4 separate regions of the Homo sapiens genome follow, and all the other regions are linked to region 1. A link is a contact called in ENCODE Hi-C or POLR2A ChIA-PET data. All regions are on one chromosome and are shown on one strand. Each heading gives the region's core, a stretch centred on a gene start or an enhancer-like site at or near the end of the contact. The rest is flanking DNA. Distances are from core to core; before and after follow the strand shown. Region 1 holds the start of ACSL5 (acyl-CoA synthetase long chain family member 5). Region 2 overlaps MXI1 (MAX interactor 1, dimerization protein). Region 3 holds the start of FHIP2A (FHF complex subunit HOOK interacting protein 2A). Region 4 holds the start of TRUB1 (TruB pseudouridine synthase family member 1).

The links. A loop is a pair of places that touch in the nucleus more often than their neighbours do. ChIA-PET counts read pairs that join two places held with the same protein, here RNA polymerase II (POLR2A). Pooled maps may share reads with other maps.
Region 2: a pooled map shows a loop between it and region 1 (4-fold over the local background). The contact joins the enhancer-like site here to the promoter of ACSL5 in region 1. A Hi-C loop is called at or near these places in 1 of 50 pooled maps. POLR2A ChIA-PET finds 5 or more read pairs at or near these places in 2 of 52 experiments (A673 and T-cell).
Region 3: a pooled map shows a loop between it and region 1 (7-fold over the local background). The contact joins the promoter of FHIP2A here to the promoter of ACSL5 in region 1. A Hi-C loop is called at or near these places in 2 of 37 single-sample maps with no recorded cell type and 6 of 50 pooled maps.
Region 4: a pooled map shows a loop between it and region 1 (14-fold over the local background). The contact joins the promoter of TRUB1 here to the promoter of ACSL5 in region 1. A Hi-C loop is called at or near these places in 6 of 50 pooled maps. POLR2A ChIA-PET finds 5 or more read pairs at or near these places in 2 of 52 experiments (CD4-positive, alpha-beta memory T cell and naive thymus-derived CD8-positive, alpha-beta T cell).

Annotation. Positions count from the first base shown.
Region 1 is chr10:112,371,850-112,375,365 of GRCh38, reverse strand. ACSL5 (acyl-CoA synthetase long chain family member 5) reads right to left here and starts at 1,250. Exons shown (of 21, transcript NM_203379.2): 1 at 1,097-1,250.
Region 2 is chr10:110,271,964-110,275,392 of GRCh38, reverse strand. All of the region lies in intron 3 of MXI1 (MAX interactor 1, dimerization protein), which reads right to left. Among named protein-coding and RNA genes, the nearest start is that of SMNDC1, 31 kb to the left of the region's middle. Within about 2 kb of position 1,757, at least 10 of the 41 ENCODE cell types and tissues checked have a DNase peak (open chromatin) inside an H3K27ac peak, as active enhancers do.
Region 3 is chr10:114,819,683-114,823,275 of GRCh38, reverse strand. It overlaps FHIP2A (FHF complex subunit HOOK interacting protein 2A), which reads right to left and starts at 1,496. Exons shown (of 17, transcript NM_020940.4): 1 at 1,153-1,496. The coding sequence starts at 1,197. LOC124902508 (translation initiation factor IF-2-like) reads left to right here and starts at 328. Exons shown (of 2, transcript XM_047426127.1): 1 at 328-2,003. The coding sequence starts at 1,175. The coding sequence ends at 1,780. RefSeq lists silencers at 798-1,017, 1,078-1,427, 1,438-1,747 and an enhancer at 592-1,092.
Region 4 is chr10:114,936,282-114,939,945 of GRCh38, reverse strand. It overlaps TRUB1 (TruB pseudouridine synthase family member 1), which reads right to left and starts at 1,751. Exons shown (of 8, transcript NM_139169.5): 1 at 1,407-1,751. The coding sequence starts at 1,692. RefSeq lists an enhancer at 1,380-1,919.

The DNA of each region.
Region 1 (3,516 bases), core at 1-2,500:
CAAGAGCTGAGCCCTTGGCCTCTGGGGAGCCGCCTTTGGACATGGAAGAAAGATGAAGGGCTGGGAGACGAAGTGGGGCCTGTGGCATTCCATCCTCTGGCTCATCTCACGGCTGGAGGAGCACTTGTCATTTGCTTAGTTTCAGGAACTCAGCTCCCCAAGAGGCAACTTCCTCTAGAGGAGAGCAGAGGATGGCAGAGTGGGTGTCGAATCTCAGCCACACTAATACCTCTGAGCCCTTCACCGGGTGCTGTCTTCCTTCACCAAAGGGCTCAGGGCCAGGGGAAGATGAGGTTTTATTTCTTTTTTTTTTATTGACCTCCTCCAGTAAAAATGCTCAAGTTCAGGAAGGTTGAGTCATTCTAAAGGCCCATCAGAGTTGTATTCCTATCAATCCTCTGTGCACATGAGTGACACCCTCAGGATTTCAGGGGGTAACTGAAAGCTTTGGCAACCCACAACAATTCTGCATTATTGGGCAGGCTGTGGAAACTGACCAATCAAGTCTCAAATTCTAGCCACACCACCTTGGAGCTATGTAGCTTAGGCCATGCTGTTTAACAGCCTGGAGACGCACTATGCCTCTGTGAAATGGGAAGGATACCACCTGCTTTATAGGATGAGATACACCAATGAAGTAACATACATAATCTACCCAGAACAGTCCCCAGCACCTAATCGAATATCTGCTGATTCCCTTCCTCTCTGTCTGCCAAATGGGACTCTCTGCCCTCAGCAGCTGACGCACGATCCTTCTAACTACACTGAGACAGAAATTTCTTAATGGAAGATGAAGGAGACCCACATTCTGGCTTGGTGTGCTTTAGTACACTTACCAAAATCAGTGTTCCCTTCCAATTCCATCCCCTGCTAGCATTTGGATAGCTCATATATCTCCACCCCTTTTCCAACTGATTTTTTTCTTTGCCTCCCACACAAGTCAGCTGAGATTACTATTCAACTAAATGTAATTTCATGTTATTAAAGAGCCTTAGGTTGAGCATAACAAATCCCACTTTCTTTCCCCACACCAATCCCCTCCCTACTATCTCACAGATATATTCAATATAGTGCAGGTAGTATCATTGCAGCTTACCTTGGAAGAAGACTCTCCCTTCCTGGGTCCAGGAAGTGCTCCCCTCACAGCTGGCTGTATTGATTCAGCACCACATTCAGGCACTTCTACTCTTTCCACAGCTCCTAGGACTGACTGGGACACACCCGAAGCTACTGTGTACTGTCCTGAGAGTGGCCAACACACTCCCCTGGAACCTTTGAATCTGTCACAACAGAAGTTCAAAGGTAGAAGTTACCTGTTCAAACACTTGTAGTAACCTCTGACAGTAAGAAAAGCAGTGTTGGGCAAAAGATTAAAACAAGAGATTGTTATGCAATGGGCTTAAGCGGGAAAAAAAAAAAAGACGGCCCTTAGTTCAGAAAGCTAACGTTTACCAAGAGAAACCTTCGATAAAGCTCTACCTCAGGGGAAGGAGAAGGGGTAGACAGGGCTTTGCATCTGCTTTGGGGGCACAATCCTTGAGACTGTGATAGGAAGAGGAAGGTCTAGATTACTAGAAGAAAAAGGGCTCCTTGAGATCAGAGTGAGAGAAAAATGAGAAGCCACTTTAATTGGCTCAAGCTATAACTTTAGGATTCAGACTAAGCAGAGGTGTGCATTTGCAGACCAGCTATCTTCTAGAAGGGACCACTGCCCCCTTCAGAATTAGAACGTCTCCAAGACAACCAAATGAGCCAAATCAGTCTAGAGTCTAGGCTGAGAGACAAGCCTAGGACGGTTGTTTTTAGGATTCGGAATCACGAACACAGTCTGCAGCACACATAGTTTAGCAAGGCGCTAGAATAGGAAGCATTGCTTCCTGGCTAACACGGTGAAACCCCGTCTCTACTGAATACACAAAAAATTAGCCGGGCGTGGTGGTGGGCCCCTGTAGTCCCAGCTACTTGGGAGGCTGAGGCAGGAGAATGGTGTGAACCCGGGAGGTGGAGCTTGCAGTGAGCCAAGATCGCGCCACTGCACTCCAGCCTGGGCGACACAGCGAGACTCTGTCTCAAAAAAAAAAAAAAAAAAAGAAGCATTGCTACTGCGTCATGGCTCAGCCATCCTACTCTCTCCTTTTTTTTTTTTTTTTTTTTTTTTGAGACGGAGTCTCACCGCAACCTCCACTTCCTGAGTTCAAGCAATTCTCCTGCCTCAGCCTCTGGAGTGGCTGGGATTACAGGCATGCACCACAATGCCTGGCTAATTTTTTTTTTTTTTTTTGTATTTTTAGCAGAGACAGGGTTTCACCATGTTGGCCAGGCTGGTCTCGAACTCCTGACTTCAAGTGATCTGCCTGCCTCGGCCTCCCGAAGTGCTGGGATTATAGGCATGAGCCACCATGCCCAGCCTCTCTTTCCACTTTGAAGTTCTCTAGTCACCATTCTTGATTCCAAGATCATTAGGACTGCAAGGCATCATTACTAAACAAAAACAGTGGGTAGAAATGAAAGAAACCCTGGAGATGATGTGCAAACTTACTGTATAGGTGAGGCCAGTGAGGCCTTTTCAGGTGAAAGAAGGCTTCTGGAATCACACAACCAGTCGGTCAAGACAGCACCTGACTCAGAGTCATGAGAACCCCTGCAGTGCCTTGGCCCCTATGCTGCCCCATTGATCTGTGTATGTTTAGCTACCAGAATGAAGCCGCGGACCCTCGCAGTGAGTGTTACAGTTCTTAAAGGCGGTGTGTCTAGAGTTTGTTCCTTCTGATGTTCAGATGTGTTCAGAGTTTCTTCCTTCTGGTGGGTTTGTGGTCTTGCTGGCTCAGGAGTAAAGCTACAGACCTTTGCAGTGAGCATTACAGCTCATAAAAGCAGCGTAGACCCAAAGAGTGAGCAGTAGCAAGATTTATTGCAAAGAGCTAAAGAACAAACCTTCCACAGTGTGAAAAGAACCCCAGGTGGTTGCCACTCCGGGCTCGGACAGCCTGCTTTTATTCTTTTATCTGGCCCCACCCACATCCTACTGATTGGTCCATTTTACAGAGAGCCGATTGGTCTGTTTTACAGAGAGCTGATTGGTCCGTTTTGACAGGGTGCTGATTGGTGTGTTTACAATCCCTGAGCTAGACACAAAAGTTCGCCATGTCCCCACTAGATTAGCTAGATACAGAGTGTTGACACAAAAGTTTTCCATGTCCCCACTAGATTAGCTAGATCCAGAGTGTCGATTGGTGCATTCACAAACCCTGAGCTAGACCAGGGTGCTGAATGGTTTACAAACCTTGAGCTAGACACAGAGTGCCAATTGGTGTATTTACAATCCCTTAGCTAGACATAAAGGTTACCCAAGTCCCTACCAGAGTAGCTAGATACAGAGTGTCAATTGGTGCATTCACAAACCCTGAGCTAGACACGGGGGGCTGATTGGTGTGTTTACAAACCTTGAGCTAGATACAGAGTGCCCATTGGTGTATTTACAATCCCTTAGCTAGACATAAAGGTTCTCCAAGTCCC
Region 2 (3,429 bases), core at 508-3,007, 2.1 Mb after region 1:
AACCAGATTGCAAGCTTAACCACCAGTGACCTAGAAAGGCATATCTTTTGATGCCATCTGGTCCCTTCTTTTCTTGCCTTCATTCTCATGTGACTGGTAGCTCAAGAGCCTCCTGTATGAGGCTGCCAAATCATGGGTGCTGTAAGACTTTGGGGGAAGGAAAAAGGACAAGCAATAGAAGAAAAAAGCTTGGTTTGATTTGAAAATCCTTATTCACAGGCTGGGTGCGGTAGCTCATGCCTGTAATCCCAGCACTTTGGGAGGCCGAGGTGGGTGGATCTTCTGAGGTCAGGAGTTCGAGACCAGTCTGGCCAACATGGTGAAACCCTGTGTCTACTAAAAATACAAAAATTAGCCAGGCATGGTGGTCCGTGCCTGTAATCCCAGCTACTCTGTCGGCTGAGGCAGGAGAATCGCTTGAACCCAGGAGGCAGAGGTTGCAGTGAGCAGAGATCGCGCCAGTGCACTCCAGCCTGGGTGACAGTGTGAGACTCCACCAAAAAAAAAAAAAAAAAAAAAATCCTTATTCACTGAGGAAAAAAACTGCAAGTATCATATGATGATGTTTTTCAAGTCTCCAAGGGAGAGAAGAGCTGACATAGAGAATAACGATTCATGAAAGGCATGGTCCTGCACCTCTAGTAAAAGAAGGGAAAGAAGGTTGGGGAAAGTTAAGGCTGCTCTTCTGAATATTATGATGAACATTAGACAAACAGCAAGTAGAAAAAACCTGGTACTGAAACATTTATAGAACTAGACTTAATGGAAACTGATTTTTAAAAATTTAGCTCCTTGGTGGACATTTACTTTATTTTTATTTAACACATACTTTTTAAAAACACATGAACAGCTAATAAAAACTGTAAAGCTGAAACCTTTCCTATTTTAGCATGAGTTATAGTAAAACAAAGTTAGAATTAGGTACTGCAGCAGGAAGTGCCCTGTGAGAAAACTGGAGTCCCCTTGCTGAGAGGGATGGGGTTACACAATGAAGAGTTCCCAAAGTACTTTTATTTTCAAAGACACTTTGAGTTCTGTTTTAAAATGAGATTTTAAAGTGGGTTTTGCCCAGGGGAAAAGGTAATTCCCAGCCACTAACCCTGTTAGAGAGAAGAGTCCTATCAAAATTAACCACACCTTCAAAAAGGGCAAGCCCCTTGTGGGATAAAGAACAATGAGAGTCTGTTTGGCTTTTATTTTGGTAGATTGGTATCATTTTTCCCTGAAGGAACCAATGCTCCTTTTGATTTCAAACTCTGTAACCTCTACTGCCAAACTGATGTACCACAGAACATGAAGGGAAATGATTTTGGTATAAAATGGCCTCTACTAGTAGCTGTGCTATTTTAAAGCACAGGTATATCAACTATAATAGGAAGCGCACACTGTTGTGGGAAGAGAGAGGAAAGAATACCCTTTCGGAACAAACTCCAAGTATCATTTGATTATGTTTTTCAAGTAGTCTTTCAAAACTCTAATACCCCTGTCCAACAATAATAGATCTAACCCCCGCCTGGCCCCACAAACGATCCACTGGCTGATGCCTTTGGAAGCATGGTCCTTCATTGGAACCTGCTTGTCTTTCATTCTTCCACTATAGGATACCTAGACTTTACCAGATAACTAAATCAAAATGGAAAGCAAGTCAAGTGATGGAGACAGTGCTTATATTTTCCGCTCTGCTGAATGTTACGTAATGAACTATGAGTCCTCTCATGAGCCACATTCTTCAAAGCTGCAGTGGCTTGTGGCCAGGTTTCTCAACTCCCAACACACACTCCTGCACGTGACAGCAGCTAGCTACTTTTCCTACACATATATACCAAAGTGTCTCTAAAACTTAATGTGTTGAGAATCTTCTGAAAACCCAAATTTATCCCCCCAAAAAACCCTGCCTGCCTGTTTTCCTAATGAAAAATGACATTAAAAATGGATCCTGATATATCAAAAGCATATTGTGGTTCATGAGTTTTATTTACTAAAACATGTATGATCATATTCTGCTGTTCAGCTTATTCGGTTCATGAAATAAGAAAGCTAAACAAAGGCCAGGCACGGTGGCTCATGCCTGTAATCTCAGCACTTTGGGAGGCCGAGGCGGGCGGATCATGAGGTCAGGAGATCGAGACCATTGTGGCTAACACGGTGAAACCCCATCTCTACTAAAAACACAAAAAATTAGCCAGGCGTGGTGGCACATGCCTGTAGTCCCAGCTACTTGGGAGGCCGAAGCAGGAGAGTTGCTTGAAACTGGGAGGCGGAGGTTGCAGTGAGCCGAGATCGCATCACTGCACTCGAGCCAGGGTGACAGAGCGAGACTCCATCTCACAAAAAAAAAAAAAAAAAAAAAAGCTAAACAAGCTATTTCTACAAAATGGCATTTGATAATCGTATGTTTCACCTACAACTCATATATTATCTACTTCACAGAAAATAAACAGACTGTTAACTCCCAGGTAGTAACGTGGCAAGTGGCAGGTCCCTAGTGTCAGATCTGATTGTGGTAGTCATGGGACTCAATGATGACAGAAATAAAAACTTAGGAAAATAGCTGGGACTCTCTTCTCACTTTTCAAAAAAGCAGCTTTCACTTAAATAGCCTTCTTAATTGGTATCTTATAAAATAATCAAATAGAAATATTAACAAGTGGTATAATAAAGCTGCAAATTCTACAAATTACATATAATATATAATATAATAATATAAATTATTCTGTCACATTGTCAGCCTCAGCATGAAAGGGCTTATCTGTATACAAATAAGAATTAAAATGGTTGAGATGCATGTTACTTATTCTTGGGAGACTTTTTAAAACCACTTTCTTTCAATAAAATATAAATAGTTCTTAGCATAGGCTATATATACCTCTAGAGGTATTCAACACTGAGCCAGAGGATATTTGAAGCCACAGGGTTATACTATCCTTTCCAGAAGTCATAATTTTTTCAAAAATTTGGAAGAAAAATATTTTATATAAAAACAAACACAGATAATGCAAAATGTGTTTTTAAAAGAAGACTTCAAATTTCATATTATTTCAGACAGGTTGAGTATTCCTTATGTGAAATGCTTAGGACCAGAAATGTTTTGGATTTCTCATTTTTTCAGATTTTGGAATATTTGCATTATACTCAGCTGAGCATCCCAAATCCAAAAATCCTAAGTCTGATATGCTCCAATGAGCATTTCTGTTGAGAGTCATGTTGACACTCAAAATGTTTCAGATTTTGGAGCATTTCAGATTTGTGGACTTGGGATGCTCAACCTGTACTACATCCCAGGGCCTCCAGGAATCTATGTTCAAACTGCTACAGCAAATCACAACACATCACTATGGACTTTGGAACATCATTTTTGACTCATGGCTGGGATTATGTCTCTCAAAGGTTTGGAGAGGGAAAAAGAAGGGACAGGGGAGAAGGGAGAGA
Region 3 (3,593 bases), core at 247-2,746, 2.4 Mb before region 1:
CTTGCCCTAGAGCTAAATTTTTTAACGCTTCTCATGTATCACTTAAATAACAATTGTACTAAAGTTTGTTTTTATTACTGAAGGCAAAAACTCCATTTTTGCCTGCCCATAAAAAATCATTGTTGTATCTGACATTTTTAAAGTGTACATTTTAAAGTGTCCTATCACATAATATGAACATAGGAAGAGAATGTCATGTTAAAAATTAGCAAAGTAATTGTTTCTGCACAGAATGCATTTTTCAATTTGGGCAGTTCTCCCAGAATAAAGTAAACAAGTGAAGCAACTAGCATTCTTACTAGAACAGTGACAAGGCATTTTCTTTTTAGTTTCTTTTCACTTATTAGTCTACTAGGATACTTGAATACTGTCTCTATGCTGGTGTCTAAAACCCTCAAAGGAGAGTACAATTGCAGGATAAACGAAGAGTGTCCAGGAAGAGAACTAGACAAGAAAGGAAACAGATGGTCTCTGGGCTCGGTGAGCTTGGAAGCTGTCGAAAGCAAACTCGACTGGACCCTCCAAACTCCTATTTCAGATCAATACATAAGGTTCAGCTGAGTTCGGCCTCCAGGCCCAAGAAAGCAAAAGCCAGCAACCCGGGGGCTGGTCGGCGGCTCCCTCGCCAGGGACGCCCCACAGCGAGACCATGCCTCTCCCACCTCTACCCCCGAAAACCAAAACAAAACAGAACCAAGCCCAAGCGGTGCTTGCTCGTTTCTTTTGTCTTGCTCAACGCTGACCACTTTTTTTCCGGAGAAGGTTAACGTTAAGGGAGCCCGGGGGAGCTCTCTGCGACCCCGCCAGGTGCTCCCCGAACCCCCGGCCCCATCAGAGGAATGAGGCGACCACCGAGCGGCGTTGGGCGGCCAGGTCCTCCCCGGCACCCCCGCCCCGGCTCCTGGAGGAGGGCAGGGACTGCCGGCCTGGGGCAGCCAGGGACCGACGGGACCCCCGCAGAGCCAGGCCCGAGGCCCCGGGCGCCCCCACGACCCGGCGGCCGCCCAGGGCGCCCGCCTGGGGCCTCACCCCAACCGGGGACAGGGCCGCCGAGGGCCGGGCCAAGGCCGCCCGGCTTGTCCCCGAGGCCGCCGGGGAGCGTAGGCCGCCGCCATCCCCGGCCTGCCGTGCGCCCGCAGCCCGCGGCCTTACCGCCTCCACGGCGTGCTGCAGGATGGAGGTGAACTTGGAGAACATCCTGTCCCGGGACTGCAGCAGCCTCTCCCGGGACGACCTGGAGAGCTCCTCGATCCGCCGCCGCCGCCCCTGCTGCGGCTGCCGGGGCCGCTCCAGAGTGAAGGCCGGTGCGGGGCGGGGAGGACGAGCTGAGGATCGAGGCAGGGCCTGGCCCGGCCGCTTCAGGTGTGCGCGGGCGGCTCGGCGGCTCCGGAGGGCGCCGGGACGCGGCGGGCGGCGAGGAGGGCGTTCGGCGAGGACTCGGGGCCCGGAGAAGCTCCGGCGGCGGCACCGGTTGGGACACGGTGGCAGCCCGGCTCGGGTTCCTTCCCCCCGCTCTGCCCGCCGCGGCCTGCAGGGGGCGCCGCCGCAGCCCGGGGAGGCCCGGCCAGGCCTGCCCTGCGGCGGGGCCGCTAGGCGCCGCGGGGGCGGGGGGCGCGCTGAGGCCTCGGCCTCGCGCGGGGCTGGAGGCGGCCTGTGGGCAGCCACCGCCCTCTCCCGGCTTTCTCAGGGCGCCTGGGACACCGGCTTTCTAACATTTTTACAGCTCAGCGATTCTCAAGAGTTTTGTTTCTCCAGTGGAAGTAACAGGCTGACTTTGTAGGGACACGCAGCCGTCCATATATGCGTATAGCATTCAGAGGTTCTTCCTGTAAGGACCGATTTGGAAGACTCGTTAAGAAAACAGTGTTCTTTAAGCAAACATTGGCAATGGATTTAAATGCTCAGATTTTGAAGAAATCAACGACTGCAGGTGAAATGGCTTTGCTAACTTTAAAATATATTATTATTCAACATTGAAACAGGAAATCCCACATGAGCACATGGTAAGACGGCTGGCTTAGTTTAAATAGCCCATTATAATATTTATATATAATATATAACATAATTTATTTGTGATATGGTTGATAGTGAGGTGTAGTGATTCAGAACAGCATTTTCTATTCAGTTATCAGATGATACCGGAAAACATTAGCGAGGGAAAGAATCTGAAAGGAGTCCAGTAAATGCCTAAGGCAGATAAATAGAGCTACAAGGTAAGCACTTGGGTGGAGGCTGCTTAAAATACTCCCTAACAGTGTATTAGTCAAGCCTTGAAGAAGCAGTTCAGGCTGGTAAAGTTTAGGTTGAGTTAATACAAATTATGAAAATATTTGTATCCTGAAGAAATTTGTTTTATGCTGGTATTGGCGTTTTACCAAAAGGTTCATTAAGTTCTTAAGATGAGGTGGGGAGTGAGTTTTGCACAACCAGTGCTGAAAATACGTATCTGGCCCAGGCGCGGTGGCTCACGCCTGTAATCTCAGCACTCTGGGAGGCAAAGGCGGGAGGATCACTTGAGGCCAGGAGTTCGAGACCAGCCTGGCCAACATGGTGAAACTCCGTCTCTATTAAAAATACAAAAAAAAAAAAAAAAAAAAAATTAGCCGAACGTGGTGGTGTAATGGGATTACATGCTTGTAATCCCAGCTACTTGGGAGGCTGAGGCAGGAGAATCCTTGAACTCGGGAGGCGGAAGTTGCAGTGAGCCAAGGTTGCGCCATTGCGCTCCAGCCTGGACAACAAGAGCAAAACTCCATCTCAAAAAAAAAAAAAAAAATACACACACACACACACACACACACACACACACACACACATACATGTATACACACACATACGTTTATACATACACAAACGTATATATACACATACGTATATATACATGTATACACACACACACGTATATATATCTGTAATTGATTCATGGAACAGAGAAAAGGTGGCTGTCATATGGAGTGGTGGTAACTGGCCAGGCTCTGGGGCTGGGTAGCCTAAGTCCCAGCTCTGCCACCCACAGTGGAAAGTTATTTAACTTCTTTGTGTTTTAATTTGCTTATATGTCAAAAGGGGAGAACAGTACCTACCTCTTGAGGTTGTTGTGGGAATTAATTAATATATGTAAAACACTTTAACAGTGCCCAGTCCCTAGTAAGAGATGCACAGACACTTATACTTGTTCTGAGTTGTGGTAGTGGTATTTAGCAAAATAATAGGGCCAGAAATCAGGAATTAAGGAGGAGATCTTAACTGGGCTTCTTTTCCCTCCTGTTTTTGTGGTTTATATCCCTGCGGTGCTCCTTGGCAGATAAATACGACCTTAATTTTCTACGTACTACCCCCAGAATGCTGGAGGCATCCTCTGTTGTTTTGTGCCCCTTACCAAATTCTGGCCGTGTCTGCTTCAACTGAGAGCATGTATGTATGCTTATTGTTATTATATTCATACACAGTTTAAGATGGTTAGTCATATTATTAACCATAATTAGTTTCATGATCTAATTATCATGCATTTATATGGCATTTTGTAGTTCCAAAATGCCTTACAACCACTAATTGTATGAGGAGGTCTTAGTTAGAGTTGTGTGTATTTGATG
Region 4 (3,664 bases), core at 502-3,001, 2.6 Mb before region 1:
TTCAACAAGAAACTTCAGTTCTTAGAGGCAGATTAGCCAGAAGGCCAGAATATGGCTTTGTCAGAAACTTGTCTGAAAGAATGGTAATCATTACCTTAAGGATAAAAAAAAAAAAAAAAGAAAAGAAACCCAGAGTTTAGCTAACAAATCAGGAAAGCAGCAGTTCTATGAAGGAAAACTAAAAAACTATGATGATACCACAATACATATCCTTGATGCAATTCCTCACTTTGACGTCCTCTGTATGACCCATACTTTCAGGCAACAAAGCAAAACTTTAATAAAAGAATAAGTAGTCGTGATACTGGAATTAAACATCTGCAGGAGTGTACCTATTTGCCCATAAACACTTAAATCTGTACTGTCAGTTATAATTCCCATCAGAATAATTTGTTTTTGCATTTTTTTAAAGTGTAAAGTTTTCCATGGGACACTAAACAATGTAAGAAAGTCCCTGTTACTGGTTTAATGGCGAGACAGAATACGGCCAAACTCTGGAGGGCCTTGAATAACCTAACTAACTAGTTTTACCACCACAAGGTGCAGAAATTACTAGGCTATCAGCTCAGTTAAGGTAAGAGAGTTATCTTTCATCTTCAAGTCTCTATAGGCTAGCACAGACCTGGCTTATTGTATATGTCCAATGAACTTAAGGATCCTGGATGCTTTATGTGTGAAATCATCCGAGCTGATTAACGGGGTGATTCTCTAGGCTTTTCTACTATTTTCCCAGTGTACGTGAATAAACGAATCAATAAAATGAACACTCTCAGCTTAGTGGCCAAGTTATATTTAGTGTTCCTCAAATGTGGTCCATAAACTACTTACACTGGAATCACCTGGAGCAACTATTTAGAATTGCAGTTTCCTAAAAATACCCCGAACTCTCCGAATCACAATCTCGGACAGGGCAGGGATTAGGAATCTGTATTTGTACAAGAGACTCTAAGTAATTGTTAGGCCCATTAAAATGTGAAAACGACTATATTAAGTCTTGGTTAACGAAGTATATCTGCATTTCCAATACATTTTGAGGAATGCAACTTTAGGGGTGCAGAACCAGTACTTCCTTTTGGGGTTCATCCACATGAACCCAACAAAAGCCTCCTGAGGGATCGATCAGATTACAGAAAACAGGTCTGCACGCCCAAGGGCAGGGTTTTATTGTGTAAGTACGGGATTTTTTTCCTCCCGTTGAGAACTACAACTGCCAAGTAGGCTACAAGAGTTCGTGCCAGGGCAAGTCCAAGCCCGAGATGCCCGAGATTCCTGTCCAGAGCTAATTCAATGGTCAGTCTCCCTTTCCCCTCCTTTTGTCTCTTGAATCACGAGCGTCGCAAAAAGCCTAATGTGCTTCCCCTCTCGCAGCGACCGCCTCAGCCTGGTCCCCACCCGGGCTGCAGTACCTGCCAGCAGCTTCTCCTTCAACCGATTCAGCAGCTCGGCTGAAGTGGGCCCTTTGGGCTTGTGCACGGCGAACACGCCGCTCAAGGACAGCAGCTTGGTAGCCAAAGCGGCCTTGGAGACCCTGGCTTCGGATCCGGTCCTGGCCGCGGCCGCAACCACCGCGGCTGCAGCCCTTGCTGACGGGGTCGCAGCCATTGCTGCGACCGTTCCTGCAGTTTCAAGGACAGGGGATGTGTCTGTTTTCAAAGACGGCGAAGACACCACCGCCGCCTCAGAAGCGGCCATACTTTTGTAGCCCAGACCTGTTTCATCGTGGAGGTGCACGCTGATGATGCAACAAGAGTGCGCCTGACAGGACCCTCTTCCTCATACCGCGAAGCTGCGCAGAACGGAGAGGTCGCACGGACTTGTGGGAATTGTAGTCCATGGCCTTCCCATATAGACCAAGAGCTTGCTGTGCCCTTGGACTTTAAATAGAAAATTTTAAATGTTGACTTTTCCTGAGGCTTGTGAAGATCCATGGCTTCCTGGGCTCACTGCTTCATTGATTGTATTGTGCTCTTACATTCAGGTTCAGAATTAGAAGACATCCAAATGTGAGCTCTATTAGAGCAAGGAACTTATGTACCACGTTAACTGAGACATTCCCAAATGCCTCACATGTTGTAGGCACTTAAATAAATATTTGAAAACGTATAAATAAGTATGAATTCTTCAAATTCCCCGAAGAAACCAAGCCAATGGTAAATCACTTGTGCTTATTTTGATGCTCTTCATGCACTCCTGTTCACCCTCCCCAAACCCCCACTGACCCCACTACAATTTTTAATAATTCTGATTTTGAATATCAGCTCTTCTGTGGGTTGAATTCCTTAGTACACTTTGTTTAGATATCAAAAGGTATTCTTGCAATTCATAAACTTTAAACCACTTCCCATTTGAGACCTTCTCCCTAAAAGTTATTCACTCCCTAACAAGATTGAGGAATATTGTTTTGATTCCAGCACAAGGCAGAGTGGAGAAAAATTACTTCTGCACCAGAAACATTAAATGCTATCATAACTATTGTGAGACAGATAAAGTTTGCCCTCATTGTTTTTTAGGTTTCTTTACAACCACTCTTTGTCCTCATCATACTCTTGGACTTTAATATCTAGTATTTTAGTGATGCCCCTTAGCTGCTCACAATCACCAGTTATGGGGTCCCATTTGAACTTGCACCCATTCGTGCAACAGACACATGGCAGAACAATTTATTAAAAGGAAAAAAAAATCTTTGAGGGAGTTTTTTCAGGGTGGAAAGCTGAAACTCCTAGAAGGAAGTCACTTACTCTTGTGGTCTATTATAAAAGCCTAAGCTAACTGAAAAGATTGGCATATCACAGGATTAGTGGACACCTGGCCCTGCTTCAAGATGTTAATTTTTCCACAAAGATGTTGTGACTTCAGAAGGGATGACTGCACCCAAAGGAGCATGGTGTCCATTAGCCTCAGGAAAGAGTTCTCTATTCTTGTGCCATGGAAGCAGAGAGCCAGGGACTTGCAGGGAAGGTTGCAAGGCTTGATCAATGATGACTTGGATGACTCCAAGGCACTTGGAGATTAGAGGCCTTTTCCCAATTGTCCGGACATCAGCAAGCCTCCCTATTTCTCTTGTGGCTCTGGGGGTGAGGGATGCAGAGGGAGAACAGAACTAGGGGTAACATATGATGCTTATATTTGAATTTTCCATCAGCCCAGTGTAGGACCAGAGTTAATCTGATTTAAAGAAAATGAAGAAATGTATATTTCTTGCATGTTTGATTTCTGGGATGCTAGGACACAACAAAATTAATGCTACTCTGCTATTATATCGGCATTCTTGGGATCAGAAGCACCAAGCTTTGTTTTTCTAAGGTAATCAACATCTCCCACATTGGGCAGGCCTTGAATTCACAGGTTTTTTTTGCTCCAATACATGTATGAGTTTGGGCTCTTTGGTCAACAGAAAACTGATTCATACCAGCTTGGGGGCACAGGGGGAGAAGATTTATCAGAAATACACTGACACACTATTCAGAACCTAGAAAGTTCTCTGTCTCTAGCTGCACATCCTTCTTTTATGCTACTCACTTGTGTCTTTTTTTTTTTTTTTTTTTTTTTTGAGACAGAGTTTCACTCTTGTTGCCCAGGCTGGAGTGCAGTGGCACAATCTCAGCTCACTGCAACCTCCGCCTCCCGGGTTCAAATGATTCTCCTGCCTCAGACTCCTGAGTAG